Regions from separate parts of the Mus musculus genome. Here regions 1 and 2 are each linked to region 3. A link is a loop called in an ENCODE intact Hi-C map of the cell type or tissue named here. Cell type or tissue: heart. All regions are shown on one strand. Links, peaks and the distances in the headings refer to the core of each region. The heading gives the core; the rest is flanking DNA. Region 1 overlaps Mvb12b (multivesicular body subunit 12B). Region 2 overlaps Pbx3 (pre B cell leukemia homeobox 3). Region 3 holds the start of Pbx3 (pre B cell leukemia homeobox 3).

Region 1 (8,000 bases), core at 1-8,000, 620 kb before region 3:
TTTATGTACTCACATAACCCAGAACCCAGTTGGACGGGCCTTCGAGTCGCACTATTTCTATCCACCTGGAGAGGCTCCCTTTGAGGGACTTCCAGCCATAGGATAGGACTAGGCCCTAATCTTGCCTCATACAAAAGAGAAAAAAGGTCACTTGGTCACACGGGTGAGAACAAGACAGCCCCAAATTCTAGGGTTGTGTCTCCAGTAAGTGCTTAAGAAAAAGATGCTGCTGCCAAGGGCCAAGGTGGCAAGAGCAGGGGTGGACAGCAGGGGAGGGATACTGATGCCCCCTTTGTAGCAGGGTCTGAGCCTGCAGAGTGCACAGCAGTGGTGGGTACCTGCTGCCTCCAGAGCTTCCCACCTGTCCACACGGCACCGGCTGGTACCTTTGAGATGGCTTCCTCCATTACCCCAGCACAGACTGGGGTAGCTGCCTGGGTTGGGCAGCCAGGCTGCTCCAATGCCTGTCTACGTGACCCTGCTCTATCTACCTCTGCACCTGGAGAAGGCCACTCTATTAAAGCCTTCCCTGGTCCCACGGGCTTCCTCCCTAGAGGAGGTCTGCTGGGTTCCTGGAATGCTCTTCTTGAGCAGATGGACTGCAGAACCATTTTAAGGGTAGATGGGAAATTCTGCACACTAAATTTCTAGCATCGTGGCCAGCCATTTCCACTGTTGCCAGCAAGCAAACAAACAAAACTGTAGGTGACAATCAGGTTTTTATGATTTACGGAGAATCAAAGACAAAGGAGGAGGTTTTCGTCTTGTTTTTGCTTTGACAGGTTTAGAAATTTGTTGTACTGCATTGATTCAATTTTCCTTGATTCCAGCCATCTTTCAATAATGCAGCCTGCTTCTGCTGGCTGGGTACATACGAGAAAACCCCAAGGAACCACGGATATTGAAATGGTTCTGCCATTTCCATCTTTGAGACAAATGTTCCTCTCTGAGGAGCTGTGGTGGCAGCACGTGACTGTGGCAATCTTCCCTGCACCGAGAGGATGTGCAGACTGGTGCTGGCCTCTGAGCAGGCCCAGTGAGACCCCCATGAGACCCGCCGTCTCAGGCACCTGATCCTGGTGTCTTTCTTATGATGCCCAGATGCCATCAAATCAGCCGGTCACATGGGGGTCTGGCTAAGTATGGGGGATCTAGGATACACTTCTGGATCATAAAGAGGTTTGACTAAATCTCTGAGACGGTCCTGGTGGCAAATGATGAGACAGAGAAGGCACTAGTCATAGTCTATGTCAAGTGCATAGTGCATGCAACGTGACTCAGAGTTTTTCCCTCAGAAGGGCTCTTGCACCCATCTTTTCTAGAACAGAGCCCCGATGGACAGACAGGGACCCTAGAGGAGTGAGCAGAGCCCCGAATCCATCATGCTTACCTCCTTTTCAATTTCTGCCAGAGACTTGATGGTGATTCCCAAGAGATCAAAGGGCTGCATCTGAAAATACAGAGCAAGTTGCCCTTTTTAATGGCTGGAGAATGCCCCCCTTGCTTTTATGACACTTGTGATGTCCTAGCCGTCTTACATTCCCACCCCCTCCCACAGGGCTGCTATTGTGATGTTCAGTTATTATGGGTCCAAGGAGGAACCACAAAGACCATGGTAGGATAAATCTTTGTATGCTAAGACTGCTTTGCCACATATCCACAGCATTGAGGGGCCAGCCTGGGGTGGGGAGGGGGTCATGGCCTCCTGGAAGGTGTGCCTGTGGCCAATTACTTCATCCTTTCTTCTGCTACAAAAGGAGAAAGTGAGTGAGATTTCTGCTTTTGTGATGGAGTATGGGGCTGGAAGTGCCTAAATCAGCAGCCACCTTGACTGCTGTCTCTATAGAACAGTGTCAGGTCTAAGGAGTTCCCGGGGTCTGCAGTATACAGGGAAGCGTCAGGTGGACTTCAGATCTTTGGCAGTGATGGAGAAGGGGATCCCTGTCCATCAGGTCAAAGGGGCGAATGGGGCAGTTTTGCATATTAATGGGGCTCTGAATCCGATGGACAGTGGGACATTTCTTGGCGAATATACAGGCCAAGAAGGTCAGTTGGAGGTCCGGAGAAGCCTGTGAGACACACGAGCCTCCCTGTCGGTGAAGCTGCAGGCTCCTTCCGAGTACACCAGCTCTGTATTTCCTAGGAGTAGCAAAAGCCAGGCTTTCTGCAGCCTCGCCAGCAGGGAAAGCCTGAGAGCCCCACAGAACCCAGGAGCTGTGGTCAAAGTGCTGTGGTGGGGATAGGGCTGGTGTCTGCACAGGGCCAGGGGGTCCTGGGGGGGGGGGCGCGGGGGAGGCTGGAGGGTGGCTCTGGAGTCCAAACTGGCTGCCTCATGGTACGGGATGGGTCAATCTTGTCTGTCTGTCAGCCTGCCTGTCTGCTTGCCTGCCTGCTTGCCTACCTACCTATTCAGTTAGATATCTATAGAGAGTATGTGAGTGTGAGGGCGGCTTTCAGGAGCTGGGTCTCTTTCCACCTTGTTGAGGCAGGTTTCTCTCATTTCTGCTATGCTTTGCACTCCAGGCCGACAGGCTATGGCTCCCATCTCTTAGGGGTGCTAGGGTTACACACGAATGCCACTGTATCCGGTCTTTTTCTGTGAATCCCTGGGACCGAATTCCAGTGATTGGACTTGTGCCACAGGCCTTTTACGTGCTGAGGCATCTGGACACCCCGTCACCTTTACTTTAAAAGCCTGTTAAAGTGGCCTGGGCAGGCCCTTCTGGCCTGGCTGCAGGGGGATTAAGCAGAGAAGTGCTTGGAAGAGCTTAACGCTGAGCTTGGCCTGCATCCGGGGCCTTGAGTGCTCCGCTGAATTGGCAGCAACATATTTGTGAGGGCGAACTTGGGACAGGGCCACCAAATTAGACCCTGAGCTCCTGGGGCTGTGCTACCAGTAGCCACAAAACAGTTTGGCTGTGCTGGAGACGCCAGCCTGCGTGGTGTGAGGACGGGGCTGCCTGCCCGCCTGGCCCAGGAGCCAGCAGAGGTCCAGCTGTTGCATCATTAGGCTCTAACTATTCCACTAAACTTTCTCAACTGGAGCTGGTGAGCAGGGCAGAGCAGCCTCTCCCAGGGAGCATGGGGGAGAGTGCCAGCGTCTCCATGGCAACACAGCCAAGTGGCTCCGCTGAAGTTCCTCAGGCTTCCTGTGTCACGTCAGGAGCATTTTTCAAGATTAAGCGCTTACCAGAAGGGTTCAGAGGAGGCCTATTATATTTCATAAAAATGGAAACAACAGAGCAGGTTGGATCGCCAGCCGGGTGGTTTTAAACTGGGTCCAAGAAAAACACTGAAGGGGTCTTTAGCTGGGCCAAACTAGGGCCGTGGTGTTTAGTGATGCCTCAAAGCAATCTTCTGCAGGAAGGATAAAAGCCAGAAACAAGTTTAGTGACCCAGCACACCTCAGGCTTGCATAGCTGAGAGAGGGGTGAAGGGTGTCCTGAGGACCAGGCACTATCGGAGGTGTGACTCCAGGAGGGGATGTTGCTCAGGACAGGGCCCTGGCTGTGGCTGGCACTGCTCATGGTCTGGCTACTGGCCTCTGCTCTTGGCTGGCTTACCCAACCCTCTACCATTCAGGAGGGCTTAGGGCTCAATGTGGGCAAAGTATAGGCAGAGGCATTGGCCCTCCGTGCCATAGTGGAGCATGCAGTGTGCACACAGAATACAGCAATGACAGTGGGAACTACGGCCAACTCCATCACCATGAAGAAAAATCAAGGCCACATGTGGTGGCACAGCACTAGGGAGGAGATCTCTGAGTCCAGTGACAGCCTGATCTGTATAGTGAGTGCCAGACCAGCCAGAGCTCTATGTCTCAAGAAAACCCATTAAGCCTGGGCAGTGCATGTTTTAATCTTAGCTCTCAGGAGGCAGAGGCAGATGCATCTCTGCAAGGACAAGGCTGGCTTGGTGCACAAAGCTAGGCCAGCAGGGCTGCATTGTGAGACCCAGTCTCAGCCAGCCGGCGGGCCAGCTAGACATAGCTAAGCGTAGCTCATGTACACGGAAGCTACAGGATTTCAGGTTGGGGTGGGAGAGGAGGAGGGGGTCATACATAAAACTTACACTTTCTGGAATGCAGGAAAACTTCTCTGAAATCATAAAAGGCACACCATCCATTGCTGCAAGAGAAGAGAGGAGAGGAAGGCACTCAAGACATGGTTGCTGTCCAAGACTCTTAGATGCAAGTACAGAGGACCAGTGAGCATCTGGCTGGAGGCAGCTGCTACCCAGGGCACGTGGCTGGGAGCTAGAGTGGGACAGGACAGGGTGTCCCCTGTTCTCAGTGACTACATCCGACCCAGAGATGCAGATGTCTGCACGACTCCTCTGAGTATAGGCAGTCAGTCAGGGTATGCCCAGGGCTGGTGTGGAAGCCCTTTCCTACCCTGGGCCGGGAGTCTGACCTATATCATAAATGATGACAGCAGGAAGAAGTGGTGCGTGAGTGGGAGGAAGCTGGCAGAGGCATGTTTTTGTTCATTTTCTTGGCCAAGCCACAGATCCCCTGGGTGGTGTTGGGTGCTCATTGGCCTCCATGGAAAGACAAGTAGTTCGGTGGTCAGATGGCTAGGCCTGAGTCCTGGCCTGGACTTGCAGTGAGCATCTGAAGTCATGTATAAAAGACGTTTGGCTAATGGCAGGGAGGTGTGTGCTCTGAGTCTGCAGGGAATGTGCCCAGGCCTGGAAGAGTGAGCTCAGTGTGTATGTGGGAGGGGCGGGGGGGGGGGGACTACAACACGTGCTCACAGTCACTGATTCTTTGTCATGGCTTCAGGGCTGAATTAAGACTTGCCCCTGTGCTTAGTTTCCATAGGACATGAGGAAGGATGTGGACCAAGCAGCCTGTGTGAGAGAAGTGCGGGGCCTGGGAAGCCACTTCCTTCCTGTATGTACCATGTGCCTTGCAATCCATCTGTGTCTAGATCTCCACCGCCAAACTGGTGGCAGTATTGCCACAGAGGAGGAACATGTGGTGCAGGCCCTCACAGTGTCACCCGTGAACAGAGAACCCGGCTGCTGACTGAGCTGAGGCAAAACTCAGTGTCCAGATCTGGCCCTTAGTGCAGGGACCTGCAGCCTGCAGTAAGAGGGTGGTTTGTTGTAGACTGTGATTTTGGAGTGGACATTGTGCACCCCACCCCCAAATGTTTCCTAAAATGAAGGCTTCCCTGGTATTCAAACACTGGGGCCAGCTTTCAGGGCTGGGGAAGAGGAAAAGTAGAAGTAGAAAAAAGAACGCGGGAGGAAGGGATGAAACCCGGTCCAGTGTCTGCTGTGATGGGCTATACATGTATGTTAGGCTGTGTCCATAATGACCACAGGGAAGAGGGCCGGCCTGCACTCTGGGCCCTCTCTCTATGGGCTACTTCCTGTGTGAGCTTTCCATGCTCAACAAACACCTGTGGCAGGGGCCATCTCCCACTGCAGCTGGGCCCTAGAACCCAGAAGAGAAGGCTAATGTCACAGGTTTGTGATATTAACACAGGAAGGAGGGCCCACGTTGTGACATCCTAGCACCACCTGAGAATCTGCCACAACACACATAGTCCCACCAATGAAGAATCCTTGGAAAGCCACAAGCTTGTCAGAGAGGGAGGCAGGCAAGTCCCATCAACATGCAGAGAGAGGCCATACCAGCCTGCCACCAACCATCCAATGTAAGCTCTAAGCTTCTGTTCACTCCACACAGCATTTGCGTGCTATGGCCTCAGATGCTTGCAGGGCCCCGTGCCACTTCTGATCGTTTTTTGAGATGGCCAAGCAGAGCTCCAGAGTTTGGAGCCTCCCGAGGTCAATCAGGGAGGAAGGAGTAACTTAGAAGCCTTGACTTATGAGACTTGGACAAGGACAACAGAATTTCACCTACACATGGGTAAGGGAGCATGCAGATTACTGCTCCTGCCCCTGTGCAGAGCAAACGGAGCTTCTCTGTACCAACTTCTATAGTGAAGTCCTCACCCGCAGCCTTAAGGGAGCTCTGCAGCCTACTGGCTGTCGGAGGGGAGAGTGTTTCATGTTGTAAGAAACGTAAGGCCGCACGATGGTGGCCACCAGGATGCTGGTGGCAGAGATGTAAGCCCCTTGTGCCCGGACCTGACTGCAAGGAGGCATTTGGTAAAGTGACTGAGGTGGGGACTTACAATAGGAGGCTGGGCAGTCACACACAGCTCGCATGCACTACAGGACACTACATCTTAGCCCATCTGCTACAGGGGAGAGGCTCAAGAACAGCACAGAGCTCCTAACAGCACAGGGCACCCTGAAGCAGATGTGACCCCCCAGGCCATACAAACTGACCAAATTCCATTATAAAAATCTAGTGAGTGTGAGTGTGTGTGTGTGTTGAGGGGCAGGGGGAATGGAGAGATGGCTCAGTGGTTAAGAGCACTGGCTTCTCCTGCAGAGGACAATGTGTTCCATTCCCAGATAGCTCACAACCACCTTTAACTCCAGTTCCAGAGGATGGACACCCTCTTCTGGCTTCCATGAATACTGTATGTATGTGGTTCAAAGACAGGCATGTAGGCAAAACGCTCATACACACAAAATAGATAAATCTTTTTAAAAAGTCTAGTAGGGGTTACTGAGATGGGGCTCAGTGGGTAAAGGTGCTTGCTGCACAAATTCTACAACGTGAGTTTGAGCCCCACAATGGCATGAAGGCAGGAGGAGGGAAATGACACACAAAGTTGTCAGCAGGCTTCCACAAGTGGCATAGCCCCCTTCCATGTGACATAGCCTAGGCACTAGAGAAGCGGATTAAGCAACTGCTGTGGAGTGGATCAGGACACCACCCAATGTTGGAAAAGAAACACATGGGCGTTTAAGTGAAGTGTCAGTGGGAACTTAGTGAATGCTTGCTAGTTGGCTAACAGTGAAGGGCTCAGAATGCTGGCGTTTGGGCTACACCAGAGCATGGGATTTACCAGGGTCTGTCAACACCTTGAGGTTTAGGTCCAGCTGAGCAGGACGAATGGAAAACGTGCAGAGTAGCAACAGGGAACTGGCTTACTGCATCACTGCTTACTGGACGCATCACGGTGATTTGACTACTGAGCATGACAGGAGCCCCTCTCAAGGCCACAGTGCCACAGCATGGCCACAGAATCTGGGTCCACTTGGTCTGCTCCGAGCTTGAGAGTGACACCTCGTGCTAGCATGGTATTCTTTTATGATCATCCTGAGAGCCTTGAAGAGAGGGAGGACATCATGGGACCCTAAACTAACCCCAAAAGGAAATGGAGAGGCGGAGTCAGGTCGGCTGCTCCAGGAGGTGGGACCCTGCCTAGCAAGCCAGCCCTGCATTTGAGACATGGGAAACAGGCAGAGTGGGCTCCTGCCTAGATAAGAGAAGGCCTGAGGTGGGTGAAGGCTCATATCTGCTAGGAAGCTGCAGCTATAGGGTGAAGGGCTGCCCAGACCGATCATAGTTCAGGGGACCCCACTGTCCTCTTAGGCAGATGCACAGGGCAGAGCCAACAAGCAGAGCTGTTTGCTTGCTGGGAGACTGGGTAGGGACTCTGCATTGCAGCGTTTAGCTGTAGGAGATAAGGTGCCTTCTGATTCAACAGCATCCACTCCTAGGAGCCTTAGCTGGATGGCCTTCCATATATGAAACTATTCAGAGGTTTGGCAAGCATAATCCTTAAAAGGATGGCACCCATTTTTCATGTGATCCCCAAGACTGCTCATAAATCATCTCTGTCCTCCCTCTTCTGGGGAGCCCTGTCCCCCACTGCCTCTCCCCTTCCCCAGTCTGGGCTGTATGTTTCTCTTACCACTGTTCTAAGCTGATGTGATGTGTGATGGCTGCCCTAGCTGCCAGGCTCTCACTGACCCTCCTTCAGGGCCACACACTGCTGGTGGACACGGCTTGCAGGGTCACCGCACCCTCCAATCAGCAAGAGTTAGGGCATGGCTTCTCTCCTGGATCCTGCCTGACCCGTGCACAGTCATGCTGCAGAATCAGGAATGACACGAACAGGCATTGG
Region 2 (10,264 bases), core at 1,089-9,088, 120 kb before region 3:
GGTTGCTCTTTTTATTTATTCTTCTACAAAGACATGCATTTACTTTACCCTACAAGCACACTAGGTTTCAGAAAGGCAACTCGTCTTGTGTATAACAAAAAGGCACATGTTGACAAACGCATGTCTTAATGCAATAATATCTTGTGGACAACCATTTCTATCCAGTTGGTATATTTATAAAAGTTTTTCTGATCAAATCACTAGGTTGTAAATAATCAGTGGACTTGATTCTCTGATTCTCTAAGTATATATTTATAAATTACAAGAAAATTTATTATGAAGATCAATAGGACTTCATTTTCAAATATTTAACAGAACAGGGGAAATGCCCATAACTGTTCACCATTAGCATCTTGGGTAGCCACTAATTAAGTCAATCCTATAAAAAAGGAAGCAAAATGTTCAGAGAATCCAACTATGCAGAGCATAAGATTAATTCAAGCTGCCATTTTTTTCTAAAAAAAAAAAAATTAAAACACCAATTGTAGAGTGACCTTTGTACTTCTCAGTGTGAGTGGCACTGTGCACAGCCACAGTGACAGGTAAGACGAAGGCACATGAAAATTCTGTGAGCTTTAAAACATTTTGCAACCTCTATTTTTAAAAATTAGGTGTTGATAATTCTGAACCTAACACAGTAGGTTCACATTCTCAACTAGAATGTTTCCAAAAGGTATAAAGTAGCCTCTATCCTGCCTCTCTCCTGTTTGTCAGTCTTCCCCTGAGTTGCCTTGGTGTGCCTTGAACGTTAAACAGACCAAGGAATCTCCCTAGCTTGGCCTCCCTAGTAACTGGGGCTCTATGCATGTGCCACTATGCCCAGCACTCCTCTCTATTGTTGTTTTATGATAGGACATCATGCTGGGAAGTGGACAGCTATCTGAGATACAGACACACAGGATTCCTGAGAATGAAGGCAGCCTGGGTAATATTCTGACAGGTGTGCTACACATTAAGGTCTTAGTCTATGTCCAGGCTTATTTTGAAAAGGGGCATCAACATGACAAATGATGACAAATGAAGGCACAGTTCTAAGAAATTCCTTGCAGACAGCGTCGGAGAGCACATATGAATCACAACACATATGCATCACAGAAAAAGTGAAACACCTTCCCTCAAACAATCACGAAGGCTTCTGTGTGCACATCAGCACATAATTTCATAATTCTTTTTTTTTTTTAAGTAAACTGACTGGTTTGTTTGGTTTCACAAAGACTACACAAAGCTATAGCACTAGACTGAAAATAAGCTTCAGCAACCAAAGATTACCCAGTGGATTCCAGAAGTCCAATCTGGACATATGCAGAGACCAAGTACTCTAAAGAAGTTAGACACACTGTCACCTGTTGAGCAGTTAAGACTCAATGAGCAGAGTCTAAAAGTTTATCCCTCTGTCTCATTGCAAAACACCCTACATATTAAAGCCTAGATTTTAAAAGGAAGTAAAATGAGGTGGTTAAAATAGTAACAGGTACTGTCAGGAACTATTTTTATGTAGGACATCATTCCCTGTAAAAAGGAAAGCACAAATGTATGTCCCTTTGCTCCTCACTAATCCACAGATGGCTATTAATTATTACTGCTTTTCCTTTCTAAGATAAGCTTGTTAACAAGAACTACAGGATAGCTTATAGCCACTATCCAATGGGTGGGTTGCATCATTGTTTATGATGTTTACAGGAAAAAAAGAAATCAGTACAAAGAAATAGTGTGGAGTAATTAATATATTGTAGTGCAGTAATTTCTACTTTCTACCTCCATTTAAATAAAATAATGCTCAGCAATGCCAGCGTAAATCAGAGAGAGCCACAGGGGAGCACAGCGAGGCAAAGACATTAAAGCCGAACCAAAGCCCTTCTTCACCCAAGCTACTACTATTATTACTCGTGCAAAGCAAATATTCAGCCTCCAACCCTAAATCATTTCAATTCCTATTTCCAAGTATAATTTAATCTTTTTCAGCGACACTTGATGCTTACTTCATCACAGCATAATGACAGATTAAAAAGTTGTTGAATTAAATATTAAAGAGGACTTCAGGCAGTTCTGCATTTTTAAGGAATAACACAGATTGGGGATGAAATGAGAAGCCCAAATGCATATTTTATACCAAAAGGAAAGAATACATATATTTTTCCTTCAGGCCACCTACTTTGTAATAAAACACAGGGTAGGTTTTTATTTAGTGGATAGAAATGTAAAATAGTATAAGCTTCATATCACTGTAAACTGGCACCATACAGTGATGTCAAGGCTAATGATACAACAGGAAAATATGATCCTTTTATATCTTATAAAAATATTTACAACTTATTACTTGCATTAAGATTTTCTTAATTTTTAGATGTTTATCTCATATACTCTCACAGATGACAGCATTAAAAAGAAAACCATTATGTAAACACATTTATGTTTGGAACTGTTCTGAGTAGATATGGGGAAAGTTGAGCTGTAATTGTAAATCAAGTTCTTATGAAAATGCTGATTGGAGTAAGAGGCCTCATAGTGGGGGCTCCCATTAGACCAGGGTCAAATCAAACATGAGATGTAGGTAACAGTAGTGTCTTCATTCTTAAATGGAATAGAAGTAGTTTTACACATACAAATATGCACACATGTATACACACACACACACACACACATATATCAAGAATAACTAAAGAAGTTATGAGTTTGTCAGGTGTAAGAGGAACACGGGAAGAGTTGGAGAAGAGGTAAAAATAATGTAAATAAAGAACTCATTTATGAAATTTTCAAAAACTTAAAAAAGCAAAAAGAAAATTCTGGGAGTTTATACTTAATATGCATGTGTGCATATTAAAAACTAAAATTCTAAAGGCCCAATGATCACTAAATTTGTATGTTTTTCATTTTATTTTACGAAAGAGCCCCACTCCAAGATTTAAAAGAAAATAAACTTTTAAATTCTTGTTGCAAAATTAAAGCAATTCAATGGAAAAACAATGGGCTCCATGAATATTTTATTCTATTTGTGTAACAACAAACTGCAATTTTTCTGCATACATGAGTGTAATAATCTGTACATTGGCCTATTATATAAACTACTGACAGTAGCATGTCATTCTTCCTCTAGTTGGACATTTTACTTACAGGGTTCTAATGCTGCCTGTTTGACTGGACCACTTTGTAGTAACAGGGGGTGGAGGTCTGCAATCTTTAGTGATTCAACCTTCACTTTAGAAAGTTATACTTTTATATATTTCTATCGGACTAAAGATTATCTATTTATAATTGTGTGTTTTAATGGTTAGCAGCGACATTAAAAATATGTACCACATAACAGAATGGTCAATGTTGTCCTGGTGGGTGAAAAAGCAAATGGTATGTGTTTTCAAAAACAGCTTATTTGTGGAATAGGAACACAGTATGACAGAAAAGAAGTAAACACTTTCAAGTAATACATGCTATTTCATAAGTAGAAACAAAAGACAAAGGTGCAAAGCTCGTTTCCTAGGAATTATGACTTTGGCTGTGATGGAGGTAAATGTCATCTCTTCTGGCAACTACACACAGCCTTGAAAGGATGGCCTAATTCCTTTTGGAAAAATTTTCACTGTGTTTCCTCCTGGCCAAATGTTCCAGGTTTTACTCACAGAATGCTGCACACACAATCATTTATTTTAAAGAAAAGCACCAACTGTACCAGGGAATTGTTTAGGAATCCAAAAGGGAGCAGGGCTTCTAGTATTTCTTTTATTAATCTTTACAAATCTCAGTATGGTGTTGTTTTACTGGCAGGAGACTTGGCTAGTCAGTCCTCCCAAGCAGACTAATTCTGACCCCCATAATTAGATATATAAGGTAAGGTACACACTGTAGAAATCCTGCAGTTATCTTCTCTGATACTCTACAAAAAGAATAGAGAAAACAGACACAACCTTCCTGGCAGCGCCATTTCCTGAGTGGAGCTAAGGCACTGGCAGGGAAACTCTAACAAGGGCATTTTCCTGTGGTTTCCATATAGAAATCCTTTTTTTTAAAACAGGATTTTCTTTTCTGTAGCATTTTCCAACCAATAATAATGAAGTAATAATCCCCCATCATCTAGGACATAGGTTCTCAACCAATGTTTGTACAGCTCAATTCCCTGTGCTTCCCTATGTAAGTCAGTTCCATTGAAAGACACCATCATTAAGTTAGGATACCTCCACACCAATTACAGAAGAGAAACCTAGCAGATGATGCTTCAGATTCATGGCGAAGGGTTTTGTTTTTGTCTTATCATTACCCCCCCCCCCCCAACCACCATTTTCCCAAGATGTCCATGTTTTGCAGCTGGCTTGGCATTTTCTCCTGTGTCCGTTAAAATGTGCACATGGAGCCTTTCCGCTGTCCTCCTCTGAGATTCTCCTGTAGGCGGCAGCTCAGAGAGCTGAAATCCTGGAAAGACTCCTTCCCCTACCACAGCAGCAAAGCAAGTTTCAGGGCTTGGGTTTGAGGACTCACTGAGCAGCGGTTAGAGCGGGAGTCTCAGCGCCCATTGTTCTCTGCGGCCACAGCCCTCCCGCCTAGCCTGACAGCGCTCCCGCCCTGACTGCATAATTAATGCAAATGGAGCAGCCTCCCGGTCTGCAGCTCTTAGGGTTTACTTTTGTGCAACACTTACGCAGGAATATTAACTAGAGAAAGCAGCATCACAACAGGGGTGGAAAATCAGCCTGTCAGTGACTCATTCCAAATGCCACAGAGAGCTGAACGGCTTCGAGATTGTTTCATCAAGGTGATTGAGAACAAAAACTACCGCGGAAAGAAAATTCGAGCCGAAACCAAGCTCCCACGCAGGCAGTATTTTTGGCTCTAGCGACATTCCATAGGAGAAAGATTGCTGCCACGCCTTTATGCAAACTTGTGGTGTGCAGCCCCCCCCCCCCCCAGAATGGCGTTCCTCAGCCAGGAGATAGGACCCCACTCTGCACCGGTCAGTGGTACCCCAGAATCACCGGGGGCGGGAGATCCACATTTAACAGAATCCAAGGCTTATGTCCCAGGAGATGCCTGAAGGGCTCTGCCATAAGGTGCCACGCTGCTGTACCGTTGTGACAGATCACACTAAATTAAGGACAGCTGACTGTGTGGAAGCATAGAGGTTTTTTCTCTACACCGTGCTATGGGTAAAAGTAATTAAACTCCATATTTAAGCTTGCAATCATATTATAACAACAAAAAAGTATGCATCTTTTGAAGTAATCCTAACAGCGTTTTCAGAATATTCTATATAAGATGTGTTCTTAGAGAGCCGAGAAAGTGACGCCCACTGCATGGCTATGAGCACCCGTCTTCTCACACTTGCCAAACTGGCATAATGGCTTACTATGTCAAGTATTTAAAGAATCAGGATTTTGTATTTCAAATACATGCATTTACTTAATTTCATTTAGACTTAAATGGGATTATAAATTTGTGAACAAATTCTGATCAATTACATTAAGGCTATGTTTTAATAATGACAATCAAATCTTAAACTTTACAAAGGTTTTACACATTTTAAGAAATTACTTTTCTACTTTCAAGTGGAAAAAAAAAAGAAAGCATGGTTGAAAATTTTAACTCATTTTTTTAGGTGTAAAATAGGAGAATAGAATAGGAGAGGGGTGCATATCAAATCCACACCTCCCCTAAATGCCATCAAATACGTGTCTGTTTCAGGAAGAGCTTGTGAGCCACTTCTGGTCTCACATAACAGAGTGACTTAATCCTGAACATTTTCTAGAAAATTTTCCACAAAGGGGTCAATTGTATGCCACAAAGTAACCACTCATGGATTTGTCTACTAAATGGCCGAGAACTAAACCCATCTGAGTATCTTCACTGCTTAATTAAATATGTGCACAATAACTGAAAATCATCTCTTTATCCATTCAATACACTATGGGGCAGAAGAGATCAAAATAGACACGCTGATCAAAAGGTTTTCTTTAGACAGGAAGCAGCCGTCAGACCGTTGTTACAAATTAAAGGTATTATATTCAATCATTTTTAATCTCTTAAAAATGAATAACCCTTCTCTGCACGTTAAATCATTTTTCTCCAGAGGTAGTGTTTCTTTTATGTCTAAGTGCACACATTACTTCATCATGCTCCAGGTCTACTAGCCGTGGTGGCCATTTATCCATCGCTCACCTAAGTCAACGTGCTCACCAGCTTTGGCCTCCTATTTCACCAAAAGCTTCTATGTATAAAAAATGAGAATCCATACTCATTATGGATGATAACCTCCTGAATTTCACCCTAAACATTAATGTTCTTACTTGCATTCTGTAGTTAATAACTTCTATATTAACAAATGCTGCTTTATGATCAGTTACTATGTATGTAAGTACAAGGTAAGAAAAACTTAAACCTTATTTTCAAAAATAAGCAAATTTACCCTCTGATTTTTTTATTGATTGATTGTATTTATTTCTTTGTTTGTTGTTTATTTGGTTTTTCAATACAGGGTTTCTCTGTGTAGCCGCCCTGGTTGTCCTGGAACTCACTTTGTAGACCAGGCTGGCCTCGAACTCAAAAATCTGCCTGCCTCTGCCTCCCAAGTGCTGGGATTAAAGGCGTGCGCCACCACTGCCCGGCTACCCTCTGATTTTTAAACATTTTACCATTAAGAATTTATAATCTAGCTGGTAAGGCTGTACACATTTAATCACAAAACTTTGGAGGCAAAGGAAAGCAGATCTCTTTGAGTTCAAGGCCAGCCTGATCTACATAGTGAGTTCTAAAACAGCCAGAGCTACACAGTGAGACCCTGCCTCAACAAAACAACAGAACAAGAAAAAGTTAAAATTCTATCTATGAAATATTAATTTTTGATAGGAAGATTTATGAGTTTGAGGCGAACATGGACTTCACAGAAAAGTCTTAAAGCCTGCCTAGTCTACATGATGAGATCCTGTCTCAAACAAAGAAATATTGATGTTTTTTAAAAGACATGAGATTTAATATTGGTACACACAAAACTATGAAAAGGCCCTTGAGATAGTGGTGTGAAAGCTGCAGCTCAATGACTGGGTTTTTGATAATATGCTATTAGGCTGACAAACATGCTGACCTGTGTGGAAAGGCAGAACTGTGCGTACACAACATAAGTTAAAAACAGCTTCAAGTGACTGTTTAAAACTGTGGGCTTCAAAACCTTAAAATACAGGAAAGCGTTCCATAGTTTATTTAAAATTGGCAACCACAGTTTAACAAGCTATTCTAACAAATGATTAGCATAGCATGTGCCTTTCTTTAGCCATCAATTATGACACAGGGTAATGCAGGGCACAACTTAAGTGTCAAATTACAATATGCTGTACAAAGCCACTTTGCAACATAGCTTTCTGTTTGCTTAGCAATTACTACAGAGCACGCTGCTTTTCATGAAAGGAACTGGTCAGAACTGTTTATAAGAATTACTACAAATGTTTATGTATTTGGATTAAAAGAATTAGTTGACAATTTCATAAATTTTCTCACTATCAGGCTGGGTTATTTATCTCATATTGATATTAAAGTATACAGCCAACCAGAATGCTCTGAGTTTCTTTCTTCTTAAAATAAAATTCATCTGTATATGTAAACTAATGCAGAACAGTAGTTTCTTTCCCCAAATATGGAGGGTCTTTTCCCTCAGTTTGTCCATGAACAATAATTTAATGCTGTAGTCTTTTAGTTGTGAGTTCAGCCCCATCTGTAGGTTCTGAAGCTGCAGCAATGCTTTTCATAGTCCTCAGGAAGACAACAAGAATTTCAACATGAAATAAACAAGCAGAATTTCAGAAATGAGATTGCAGCCTTAGTTTTTATACACAGTCAGTGCTTCAACACTTGATCTACCCGTGCTCAGGTTATCTGTCTTAATTGTAGGACCATCCATTAATTCATAAAATTCTTATGTGAATAAATACTTAATGAGAAAAGGGAAAAAATACACAAAACAGTTTTTCTGCTGTTTTTTCTGTTCTGCTGCTGTCCTTTCTCCTGCATTTGCCTAAAGGCTCTCAGTAAATTACACTCCCAGTAAATGACTGTAATTTACCCGTTGAATTCCCTTGTTCAGGAAAAGCACAAAAACACATTCCAGCATTTCCACAGCTCAGATTTACTATTCTGGATGTCAAGAACAATCCATGGGCAGTAATTTGAAACTGTTTGAACCTTCAAATGAGGGAAATTAGAAATGTTTTGAGAGCTAAGATTTTCAGTGAGGACCTAAAAACCTGATAAAAATCTCTAACTGTTACATTCCTTCCTGCCCCCTTCCACATCAGAGTAAGAGGCCTAAATAGTCCACAGTGAGTTTCAGCCAGTGCTACAGTCACAGTACTGATAAGTCAAATTTACCTTCACTGGGTTAATTTTAATGGTAATATGACTATATGTATGTATGTATGCCAAATTTAATGCTAAAGCCATAGACCCCCACTATATAGCCTTCTTTCATAACTGTCTTCTTGAACACTCTGGCCATCACTCAAAGCAACTTTCTCCAGTACAACTTACACGAGCAAAGTTATAAAGTTCAGGGCTCCAGGGATCCCCAGCAGGCACAGTTACAAATATTTATATAAAAAGAACAAAGACTTTTAACTTAGTCACACTTCAAAACATAGACATCTCAAGTTCAAAGAAATGTAAACATTTACATGGCCCATTCTTGAACCATGGTACTTGATATTTTAATATTCAACAGAGTGACATTCATCTTCTCTAGTCTCAGAATCAGTCTCTCTGTCTCTCTGTCTCTCTCTCTCTCTCTCTCTCTCCCTCCCCCTCCCCCTCCCTCCCTCCCTCCCTCTCTCCCTCCCTCCCCCCCTCCTCCAGTTAAGAACACTCAGTAACCAAAACAGCCTATTTTACTCTGTCTAAAGGCAGGTTTTCAAATGGCAAAATGGTTATAAATCCTCATTATCCTAAATAAAATTACAGCACTTTAAACATTTCCAGGGAGAACATTCTCTCTTCTAAACAACTACCTTAGCGAGTAATAGGAAGCAATATGGTTGCACTTGTGTCACAGTTGGAAGCCTTTTTAAACTGTCGCCCTGCTAGCAAACCGACTCTACATATTAAAATGAATGTGTTGCTTATTTCAAGGGGGGAAATCATTTATAACATCAAGACCATTATTAGGGTATCGTGACTTGGTTCCTCGTAAAGTGAACTAAAAGTGTGAGTGGCAACGCCCTGCACATGTTCTCCTGCCTCCACTCTCTACCAGAAGTTGGGTCTTAGAAGAAAAGATATTAATGCAAGCTGTGGTGTTCCCTATTCTACATTTAGATTCAAAACAGACCATTTGTCTCAGAGATTTCTGACCACAAATATAGAGGAAAATAAATCCTGAAGAAAATACAAAGGTGAAGTCTTCAGAAATGTCTCAACTTGTTTTTTTTTCCGAGACAGGGTTTCTCTGTGTAGCCCTGGCTGTCCTGGAGCTCACTCTGTAGACCAGGCTGGCCTCGAACTCAGAAATCCATCTGCCTCTGCCTCCCAAGTGCTGGGATTAAAGTCGTGCGCCACCACTGCCCGGCTTACAACGTATCTTTTTAAAACTATGTACATTTATTTTAGATTATTTTAAAAAATCTATGTGTGTGAATGCTTTGCTGCTGACGTATCTCTGTACACCATGTCCATGCTTAATACCTTCTAAAAAGGTGTCAGATCCTCTGGACCTGGAAATCCAGATGGTTGTAAGCTGCTATGTTGGTGCTGAGAACTGAAGCCAGGTACTCTATCTACAAAAGCAGCAAGTGCTCTTAACCATTGAGCCATCTCTCCAATCTCTAATATAGATTATTTCACAAGTGCCTGCATTTCTCAACAATTGTGTAGGTATCAAAGGGAACTCTCACTATCCTACTAGCTGGATAGTGACCAAGACATTCATAGTTTATTGTCTGATGTCAGATCCAAGAGAATCATGAGGGCCCAATTTTGTGTTGTGTCCAAAAAGTTCAAAGAGGAAAATAAATAATGAACACAGCATTCAGTGGGAAAGAAAAAGGTTTTGCTTGTGCTCAGTTTGTAGTCGGCTGTGAAAAAAACACTGAAAGTTACCTCGTTCTTCTCAATGTCCTTTAGCTGCACAATGACTTTGTGATGCTTTCTCAACAATGATGGAGAAGTGATACATTCCCAGTGAAAGATATAATAGGGTATGGTGGTCCATTCCCTACGTCAGCACTTGTTAGAAGTAGGCAAAGGCAGAGGATTGCAGGTGTGGTGCCAACCTGGGCAACATAATGAGATCCTATCTTTTAAA
Region 3 (10,264 bases), core at 1,327-9,326:
TTGTAAAAGGAAAGGTTATGTTGATTTTTTTAATATACACAATTTTTTCACAATATCAGTATTTCGATCATATAATAAATTGCTATATTTGTACACATTAAAAATATTTTCCTTGAAAAAATGTTTCCTTTATTTTTGAAGGTATATTGTTTCACAAAGGAAACACTTCACAGACAAGATTAAAGTAGACACAAATAGTTCAGTGAGTATACCAACAGAAGTATGGGTCCTTACTTCATCAGAGATATTTAATAAGCAAAGGGTGGTAACATGATTTTGTTATCATCCTAAAGAAAACCGTAGCCCGTCAACTACGATCTTCCTTGCTTACATAGTTTAAAACAGACACATATCTCGATTTTAAAGTGTGTAACTTTAGTTGCCTCTAAAATGTATAAATGTCACAACTCAACAATGAAAAACCTTTCTGCCCCAAAATAACTGCACAATAAATTTTATAACAGAATATACTGTTTTTTAAAAAAACAATCATCTTATAGTAAAAGTATAGTTTCCTTACTTCTGAACAAGAAAATAATATAATTGTGGCAGATTGCCCATTTATCTGTCAAAGGGGGAAAAAATGCCTTTTCATATTTGGTAGGGAAGAAATAAAATGTTTTCCAAACTAAGTCCCTTGTGTGCATCAAAACTGGCAGTATTCACCGTCTGATCAGAAACCTCAAAATCTACCAGCAGTTCTACAAAGACATGATTTTTTTTTTTTAATGATTTTGTCTTATTTTAAAAGAAAACCAAAACTAAAATCACACTGTCCACTGACAGTGGCAGTTCCCACCCACCACCCCTTTAGTTCACAACTTGTCAGCCCCCTCCCTCCCCTTCACTATGCAGAATAGAGTCATCACATAATATTCCTGATTTATATTCACAAATGACTAGATGAACTTTCTGTGGGTAATTAATCCTTATGTATTATGATAATAGATTAATAAAATTATTTAAAGAGAAAGTATTAAGTAGCATACACATATTCCCTAACACTTATTTTCTAAGTTCATAATGTCTCTAAAGCAGGGCTGCAAAAGCAGGCAAGGGATAGGCCCTGGAATGTGCTGCCCAGCTTTCTCTGCTTTGGTAACACTAATGTCTACACAGCTGTTTTATTTCAAATTGAGGGCTGAGTCTAGCGATCCTGTCTCCTTCTAAGACTGGGTTTAGAGCATGAGGCAGAGCTATGGATAGTAGGGGAGAAAGGAGAAGAGAGAGAGAGCTTCACCCCATCAATCACTCAGTACTTAAATCCCATCCCTCTCGAGCTCAGAGAGGCAGGCAAGAGGATGCCTCTGCCCAGACAGCCGCCTTCACTGTCGGCTGCTGGCTTTTTATAAAAAAGATAACCTGCAAACTTAGGTCGCAGGTCAACGCACAAAAAGAGGATCTAATTTACAAGTTATCACTGAAAGCCCAAGAAACAATTTTCAAAACACAGAAATTTCTTTTGTCTGCTCTCTCCTGGTTGTTAAATAGCAATAGCCCTACCAAAGCTCTCTCTGACCATAATCCCAGACTCTGAAAAGACTTGTTTCTTTTCCTAACTCACCTTTGACATGTCGTTGACTACGCTTTCCTTTCAGAATGGTGTAACTAAGTCCTGTGCAAATAAGCAACTGGAAGACTAACACTTCTTAATTGAATTTCTCCTGCTGATAAGTGTTCAAACATGAAATGCTGTGTAGTTCTGTGTGGTTAGACCAAAACTATAAAGGGACAGAAAATAAATACAAATCATAAAGAAGGGTGTTCTTGCTAGAGAAGAGCATCAATTCCCTCTCTTTAGTAATATAGTGCCATATAAAATTGAATCAATCTTAATATTCACAACACAGTCAATATTCCAGTGCTTAGCTGTCAGCACGAACTGGAGTGGAGCCCTGATAGCAAGAAAACCCTTAGAAATTAAGCAACATAAATGTCCTAAGAGTATATACTTTTATTCACCCAAATTAAAGCCTTCAAGGTTCAATGCTGGACATCTTTATAGTTAGATTAAAATCATCTAACATCTTAAATCATAAGGTGCTCAAAAGGTGGTTAAAATCAATATATAATAAGTCAATAATTTAAAACGACTTGGTTTTCAAAATGTAAAGTGTATCACCAAAAAACAAAAAACAATCATTAAAAAAAATCATGGCATGAATGAAAAGCAAATAAGGTTATTTCTTTAAGCTCTCAATATTTACTAATAACTCTGGTTTAGCATACATACATTAAGAGAAAGCAATAAACCATCATCTTCCCTGGCTTACTTTTAGGAATATGAATAGTACCTGTTTAAATAGAGTATAACTTAACTTCCTGCCTAACAGTCCTAGGCAGTATATTATTATTTGTAAAATCAACTCAAAGACAGCCAAACATTGAAACATTAAAACAGCCTTAGTTGGAAAATGCAATATACTGGACTTGATTGTTTTTCTTCTTTGCCTCAATTTACAAAGGGGCAACTTTAAAAAGCAATACAACCCAACACATACAACCACAAATAAATCAATCAATGGTAAAGCTTGACTGATGGAGGGTTGTTTTTTTTTTTAACCATATACAGGAAAGATAACTAAACACAAACTAAAACATGTAAAACATATGTATATATATGCACTTTAGCTTTACCCTTAAGTCAAGAGTAAAAATACCTTAAATAGAAAAAGTCTGACAAGAAAGTTAAACTATAAGGAACTGTCAAAAATTTTCCCTACTCTGTATCAGCAATTTTCATTCTAGCACTTCTGCAAACCTATCCTACTCCTGCCCTGAACTTCAGAATGTTTGTTTCATCAGGATCTGTGGACATCTTTCTTTATACATTGAAGCTCAGTTTTACAAGTGTAGCAGTTGTAAGACGGAGGCTATAATAGAAGTACTAATAGGCATGATACATTGTATATGCCTAAGCACATGATTTTCCTTCCTGGATTCCTAAAAATCTTCCCACCTAAAGCACCAAGTCCAGGGTATTACTGAGGTGTGTTCGGTTGTGACTTCTACCAGTAGAACCGAAGCTTAAAACTGTCTAAGTAAAACAAAGTTCTAGTGACGCCTCTCCAGGGGAACCGGTCCCTGGCATCCAGTCTCCCACCGCTCCTTTTAAAAAATGCTACACAGGCAAAAAGAGATAGGAGAGGGCAACTAGCTAGAGCCCCCTCCCCGACTGAAACCAGGGACTACCTCCTAGGGAACTGCGACCCAGCTCCATTCTCATATACACTTCATTTAGTACCAAAGCAGAATTGAGAAATAGACTCCAGATTTATTGCAGGTTTGTTTTTTTTTTCTCAAGATCAGGAGGTGGGAAGCAAAGAATGATCAAAGATGGCGGTGCCCAAAAGCAGCAGCTCTCAACTGGAGAGTCGAAGGAGTAGATCTGACCCCACCTCGGGGGTCTCCAGGCCCACTGTGAGCAGCAGAGTCTTACCTGTTTTCTCTTTGATCTCACACAAGACGCTGAAGAGCGCCGGTTTCATTCTGTGACAGTTCAGAGCATGTTTCCTAAAAAACAAATAGCAAAACACAAAGGTATTAGCATCACCTATTGGAATAATATGGCGCCTTCCTTTAAGTTAGACCCAAGATTTAAAACCGGCCCCCAGTTTGGAAAAGCTCCTTTGAACCACGGGAAGTCAACAAAAACTCAAGTTTACTAGTTCGCAACTGGCGGCAAGCTCTAGCGGCTGAGAGCTCCAGCCCGATAGCAGCGTGACCCATCTGCTGGCTCGACAGAAGCCTCGGCGTACACAGGAGTGACCCGTGCATGAGGCTCCGCTCCGGGGGCCGCGGCGGGACCCAAGGGACCAGACCGGAGCGGAGGGAACCCCAACGCCCAAGCTCCACAAGAGGAGCGGGCGCAGCGGCCAGCGGGCGGCTAATAATCAGCGGGTGACAGCTCCGCAAAGTTTGCCAAGCGGCCCTCCCTCTAGAGAACTTGGCGCTCCCGCACAGGGTTGTGCGGGGAAGCAGCCGGTCACCCCGGACTGGGCCGAGGGGAGTGGGTGCCCGGAGTCTGGGCAGGCGGAGAAAGTTGCACTTCCCTGCGGTGCGGCCACGGACCCGGCTGGGACGCGGAGCGCGCTGGGGTCCGAGCGGGAGGTTTAAATCTGGGGAGGGGGGCGGGCAGCAGGGCACGGACGAAGCAATGATCGAGTTTGTCCCGAGCCCGGCGAGCAACTTTGCCCGCGCGATGGGGGACACAGCAAGTGCCCGGCGGGCGGAGAAAGTTCCCGCCCGCAACTGAGGCCCGGGTCCCGGGAGCCAGCCGGGACCCGAGCCCGGCTCCCGTACACACACAAAAGATGCTTAATGAGACGACACCAACTTTGCTTGCGCCTCGTCCAAGCTCTGGTCGGTGATGGTCATGATCTGGTGGAGGATGTCGCCGATGTCCTGCTTCCTGCCGTCGCCGTCCGCCCCTTCGTGGCCGTGAGGGGGAGGCGGCAGAGCCATACCCCCCTGGACCGAGTGGCCGGCCAGGTTCACCCCGGCCAGAGTCTGCAGCATCCTGGATTGATCGTCCATCCCGCCGCGCGCGGGCGGGAGCGGGCGGCGGCGGCGGAGGCGAAGGCTGAGGCGGCGGCGGCGGCAGCGGCGGCGGCGGCGAGGGAGGAGAAGAAAGAGGGGGAGGGGGAGGGGGAGGCGGCCGCGCGCTCCCCGCCCGCGCGGGAGGGGGCGGCCTGGCCCGGCGCGGCCCGCGACTGAGGGGACGCGGACCGGCGTCCGGCTCCGGCTTCCGCCGCGGAGGAGACTGAGGACAGCGGCGGGCGGAAGCGGCGCGCTCGCCGGCGGAGGCGGAGGCGGTGGTGCCCGCTGCCCTCACGCGGCCGCCGCGCTGCCTCCTCAGCGCCCCTCGCCGCGCCGGGCGGCCCCGCACAACTTGGTCCTCAGCGCCAGCCGAGTTGCCGGGACGCCGCGGCCGCCGCCGCCCGCGCCAGCCAGAACGGTCCCCTCCCTCAGCCGCCTGCCGCCGCCGCCGCCGCCTCAACCGGGCGGGATCGGAGCACCGGCGGCCCCGAGGGAGGGAGCGGCGGCGGCGGCGGCGGGCTGCGGAGGAGGAGGAGAAGGAGGCCGACGGGCGGGCCGCGGGGAGCGAGAGGGGCGGAGGAGGAAAGTTTGGGAGCGGGCGGGCCGGCGCGGCGGGGACACGGAGCCCGGTGGAGGGCCCCGGCGGGCCGCACGCCGGGCGGACAGCAGATTGATGAGGCGGGAGAACTCGCCGCCGCCACCTCCGGTGCCGCGCACCCAGTCAGCAGCCGCTGTGGACCGGGCTCGAAGGCCGCTCGGCTGAGGGATTGACAGGCTGCCAGTGCCACTCACTCACTGCGGCCCCGGCGCCCGCGGGGGGAGGGGCAGGGAGAGCTGAAGGGCGGGGGAGCGCCCCGGATGCCCCGCCTCCGGAGGCGGAGCCTTCTCTCATTGGGCTTTGCGCCTCCCGCCGCCGCCACTGGCCCCGCCCCTAGAACGCAGCCCGTCCCCTCTGGCCTCTGCTGTGGGGTGCCTGAGAGCCAGCCCGGGAGCCTTATGGGCTACTCGCGCCGGCACTCCACAGATGGTCGGTCAGTCCAGCCAGCAAAGTGTTGTCCCCGGATCCTGCTCCTTCCCTATTATTAGCAGTTGGGGACTTAGAGGTGTTATATAGGACCGAATAAAGTGTACCCGTAGCCGACAGCGTGGTCCCCCATTGCATGAGATGAGCTTCACGCCTCGGACAGTGCCTGGGATACTTTCCCGCTCTTCATATCAAGAGGTGGTACCCTCTGGGCACAAGGCCTCAAGCACAGGGCCAATCGCATTGCGCTCAGCGCCGAACGAGGCGGGACAGAGCCAAGAAAGGGTTGTCCCAATTGGAGCGTTCGAAAGTCCTGGGCTGAGACCGGGAAAAGGGTCTAAAAGCCCTGCCCGTCCCACGGTCGCTATGGTAACCCGAACTCAGCACAAGGAGTTAGCGCTGGCAGTAGGGCCTTGCGCTGTCTGTCCCTCAAGGAGTGACCAGTTAGAATGGGAGCCTGTGGTTTCGCATGGACAGAGCTCTTCTCTGAAAAGCTAGCAAATGGAAAGGTCACAGAAACATGTCACCTGGAGAGAGTGAAATCCAGGACTATTTTCTAAGCTAACTGCGCTTTGCACACTCGACGAGTCCTGGAGATCCGGGGACTACCCTGGCAGGTGTGCGGAACCTGCGGAGAGCGAGACAATAGTCTTACAGACAAGTTTGTTTAGAAATGGACTGGACTGACAAATTGACCCCTTCGGCTGTAGTCAACTTCACCTAACAGATTTACATACCTGTAACACCTCTTCATCCATTATACTTCTGCCCAAGAGAGACTAAAGACTTAAACGGTGTTGGAATCCGCACCTACACCTCCGGTGGAGTCTTGAGGCTGATCTTGTCCTCATCTCTCAGGCTGAGGATTCAACATGATCTCATTTTAAACCCATGGAGATGACCCTAGGTTAAGTGTTTAACTGGTGGCTCTTACCTCTAAACGTTCCTTTCTCAGACTCAATAAGCGATCTTACCTGAAACTAAAAATAGAGGTGTGAGGAGATGAAAAATGGCTGTTACTCTGCAGGGTTGAATGTAGGACAAGCAGTTCTTTAAATGCCAGATGGAGTCTTGGAATAAAGCAGGCTACTCAGTTCCAGGTTCTTTCCTTCGTATGTTGAGTGTGATTTTAAATACTCCCCACTGCAAAGCTAACAGCCAAACTCACAGGCCAGGCAAGCTACAAGGCTTACCAACTGCACAGCTGCTGGGGAAGGAGTTCCAGACAATCTACCTTGCTTAAGTCCAAAGAGCCTCCTTTGAGTTCATTAATATTCTCTGCTCTTGTGTGTGTCAAGTTGCTGATTCTTCAAGTACTCATTATGAGTTACAGCCATCATTGATTGGATTTTCTCTACTCTAAACTTGTTTTTCAAACTGTCACCAAATCCTTTCGTGCTTTTTTTTTTTTTTTTTTTTTTGGTATAAAGGAATGAGAGAGCAAGGGAGATGTAAAATTCGCAGAATTTTATCTGAAAGATGCTGCAAGCTCTAAGATTCCTTCCAGCTCTGAAATTCAATGATCCTGTGAGTCACTATTAGGCCTCCTTCCTGCCCTCCTTCTAGGCTCATAATCTTGACTAATCAGTCATGAGGATGAGGCTAATTAGCAATGGGGATTTATGGTTATTCCTAGCCTGCTCCAAACAATGAGTTATGTAAGCAAAGCAACGTATATAAAAATGTAAATAAAATTAAAGAAACACTTAAGCAAATAAAGACAATTGGGAACTATGGGCTATGTAAACAAAGTAGAACATAAAAACATAAATTAGAATTAAGGAAGCACTTAAGCAAATGCCAGCAATTAGGAATAAAACAAACTTGTTAAATGCTTGACATCTGCAGCTAGGTTACGGCACACACCTCTAAATCTGTGGTCATTTGGAGGAATGGAATCCTGATATTTCTGCAGTGAGATCAGACAGACCTTTAGCTTAGGAGGCTTCCCATTTGGTTATTATTATGATGATGATAAGTGAGAAAAGCCAGTAGGTCCTAGCAGGGTTTCCTTCACAGGCTCACTGGCAATTGCGGTCGAGATAAAGTGTATTTTGTAAAGATATTTTTTATTTTTTATGTGTATAGGTGTTTTGTCTACATGTACATCTGTTAGACCATCTGTGAGCCAGGTGTCCATGGAGGACAGAAGAGGGTGGCAGATTCCCTTGGGACTGGAGTTACAGGCAGCTTTAATATGGCATGTAGATCCTGAGAATCAAACCAGGGTCTTTTGGAAGAGCAACCATGATTCTTAACCACTGAGCTACTGCTGTAGTCACCTCTCTCCTTTCTCTTCTCTTCTCTTCTCTTCTCTTCTCTTCTCTTCTCTTCTCTTCTCTTCTCTTCTCTTCTCTTCTCTCTCTCTCTCTCTCTCTCTCTCTCTCTCTCTCTCACTGTTGCTGGCTGTTTGTTTGTTTGTTTGTTTGTTTGTTTGTTTTAACCCAAGATCTTGCGTATACCCTGGGCCGGCTTGATTCACTATGTACCTAAGGATGGCCTTGAGCTTCTGCTCTTCCTGCATTTAACCTCCAGAATGCTAATGGTTTATGCTCTGTTAGGGGTGAAATCCAGGCATCCTGCCTGCTAAGCAAGCCATCCACCACCTGAGCTACACCCCAGACCCCCATACCTGAGGTTGCCTTACCTCTGTTCAGTAATGTAAGTCATAGTCATGCCTTCACAGATTAATAGACTAGACCCTCCCTAAGTGCCTGAGTCTCTCTTTACTGTTTCTAAAGTAGTGATTACTTTAAAAGTCAAGGAAAATGTAATTTACTTTTGGCAAGTGGACATTCTTGTAACATTAACAGTGACAAAGTAGTATTAAGGGCAAAGTGTTTTAAGATGTGACTTCAATATGTAACTGGCTTGGTTTAAGGAAGAAAAAATAGAACTTAGCTGGCTAAGAAAAAAAATATGTTGTTGTTTTTTAAGTTATTTGTTTATTTTATCTGTATGAATATACTGTAGCTGTCTTCACACACCAGAAGAGAACATTGGATCCCATTACAGATGGCTGTGAGCCACCATGTGGTTACTGGGAATTGAACTCAGGACCTCCGGAAGAGCAGCAAGTGCTCTTAATTGCTGAGCCATATCTCCAGAACCACCACCACCCTTTTTTTTTTTTCCTTTTATTTGTGCATATATGTGTGGTATATGGATATCAAGTTTCTTCAGGTATTCTAGCCCATACCCATATATACCCATATAAAGTCCAAAGTAAAATGTAGTGTGTCCTGAATTGTTGCTCACCACCTTATCCCTTTTAGGCAGGGCCTCTCACAGAACCTGGAGCTAAGCTGATGGTCAGCAAGCTCCAGAGATCTTTTCCCACACACACTGCCGCTATGGCTGTAGGAATTCACAAGCATGCTTAGCTTTTTACATGAGTTCTAGATATTTGAACTAAGGTCCTCTTCCCTACCACACCATCTCCCAAAACTGTTAGATTCTCTAAGTTGCCATTTTAGAAAAACTCTCAGTGCTTATTGTCTATGTTGATTAGTTCTTCACAACCCTAGCCTTAAACTGGGAAGAAAGACTCAACTTCAGAACTGCCTCCATCAGACAAGGCTGTGGACATGTTTATGGGATGTTGTCTTAATTGCTAATTAATGTGGGAGGACTCAGCCTAATGTGGGCAGTGCTATCCTGGGTAGGTGATCCTAGAGTTTGTTTTAAAAGTCGATAAGCAAAGCAGGAGAAACAAGCCAGTAATCAGAGCCCCTTCATGGTCTCTGCTTCAGTTCCTCAATCCAATGTCCTGGAGCTTCCTTGATGGTGGGATGTCACTACTGCCTTGACTTCCCTTGATGGTGGACTTTAACTCTTTCTTCCTCCGAACTGATCAGTGTGGTATTGCAGTAAGAAAAGGATAAACTAGAACATCCCTCACAGTGTGGCTCTTCCATTGTTTCTACCACTTTAGGCATAAATCTCTAGATTTGGTCTTTACACCGGATGCTTGCGACTTGTAGCATAATCAAAGGATCTGTGAATATCTACCAACCCACCTTTCTACAATAAGACCTTTCAAAGAGGCTGAGGCAGGAGGATTCAGAATTTGAGGACAGTCTGTGTTACACAGTGAGACAGAGACAGAAGACAGAATAATGATTGGGATTCATGTTTTCTGAAGAAGTTTGCTAAAGAGCACCATCATTTATATGGGTTGATTCCTTGTTGTAATTAGTCCAACACTGTCTCTTCTTTATATAGACAGCACTAGGGCTAATACTCTCAAGTGCTTGGCTGTCATCTATTGGCCCTCCTTATTCAGGAGGCATGATTCAGACCAATGGCTATGTTCTCAGTCACAGTCATGGTCCCTATCTTCTGAACCTGTCAGAAAGGAGAAATAGTTTTTTGTTTTGTTTTGTTTTTAATAGAAATAAAGCCAGTCAGTCAGCCATGGCTCTCCTCTCCTGTGTCTTCTGCTTCTCTCCACGGTGAACACAGCCCTGATTCTTGGATGGCAGCAGGGGCTATCTAGTGATAAGAAAATGATCATATAAGGATAAAAATCAACATGGTTGATGGTTTTTCCTCCTTCTAAGGCTTATAACCACATCTGATCATGAGGGACAATGAAGGACATCCTACAAAATATTTGGCCAATACTCCTAGAAACTGTCAAATTCTCCAAAAACAAAGAGTTATGAGAACTGTCACAAGTAAGAATAGTCTAAGGGAACC

What was found. Peaks named below come from ENCODE experiments on the same cell type or tissue, not always from the same donor. Only the 100,000 strongest peaks of a DNase experiment are listed, where the experiment ranks them.
Region 1: it touches region 3 in a loop (4-fold over the local background); 2 of 42 quality-filtered maps call a loop at or near these places.
Region 2: it touches region 3 in a loop (2.4-fold over the local background); 10 of 42 quality-filtered maps call a loop at or near these places.

The regions. Positions count from the first base shown.
Region 1 is chr2:33,750,919-33,758,918 of GRCm38, forward strand. Mvb12b (multivesicular body subunit 12B) reads right to left here. Exons shown (of 10, transcript NM_175184.4): 8 at 4,072-4,127; 9 at 1,391-1,450. All of the region lies in intron 2 of Gm52507 (a long non-coding RNA gene), which reads left to right. Among named protein-coding and RNA genes, the nearest start is that of Gm52507, 21 kb to the left of the region's middle. In heart, for the core only: no CTCF peak of the experiment used is centred there; DNase peaks (open chromatin) are centred at 3,033, 3,492, 4,383 and 4,913; H3K27ac peaks cover 2,620 bases.
Region 2 is chr2:34,245,204-34,255,467 of GRCm38, forward strand. All of the region lies in intron 2 of Pbx3 (pre B cell leukemia homeobox 3), which reads right to left. Among named protein-coding and RNA genes, the nearest start is that of Pbx3, 120 kb to the right of the region's middle. In heart, for the core only: a CTCF peak has its summit at 4,388; a DNase peak (open chromatin) is centred at 4,518; H3K4me3 peaks cover 1,492 bases; H3K27ac peaks cover 1,445 bases.
Region 3 is chr2:34,367,385-34,377,648 of GRCm38, forward strand. It overlaps Pbx3 (pre B cell leukemia homeobox 3), which reads right to left and starts at 4,661. Exons shown (of 9, transcript NM_016768.2): 1 at 4,337-4,661; 2 at 3,440-3,513. The coding sequence starts at 4,536. In heart, for the core only: no CTCF peak of the experiment used is centred there; DNase peaks (open chromatin) are centred at 3,867, 4,427, 5,447 and 5,827; H3K4me3 peaks cover 4,853 bases; H3K27ac peaks cover 4,157 bases.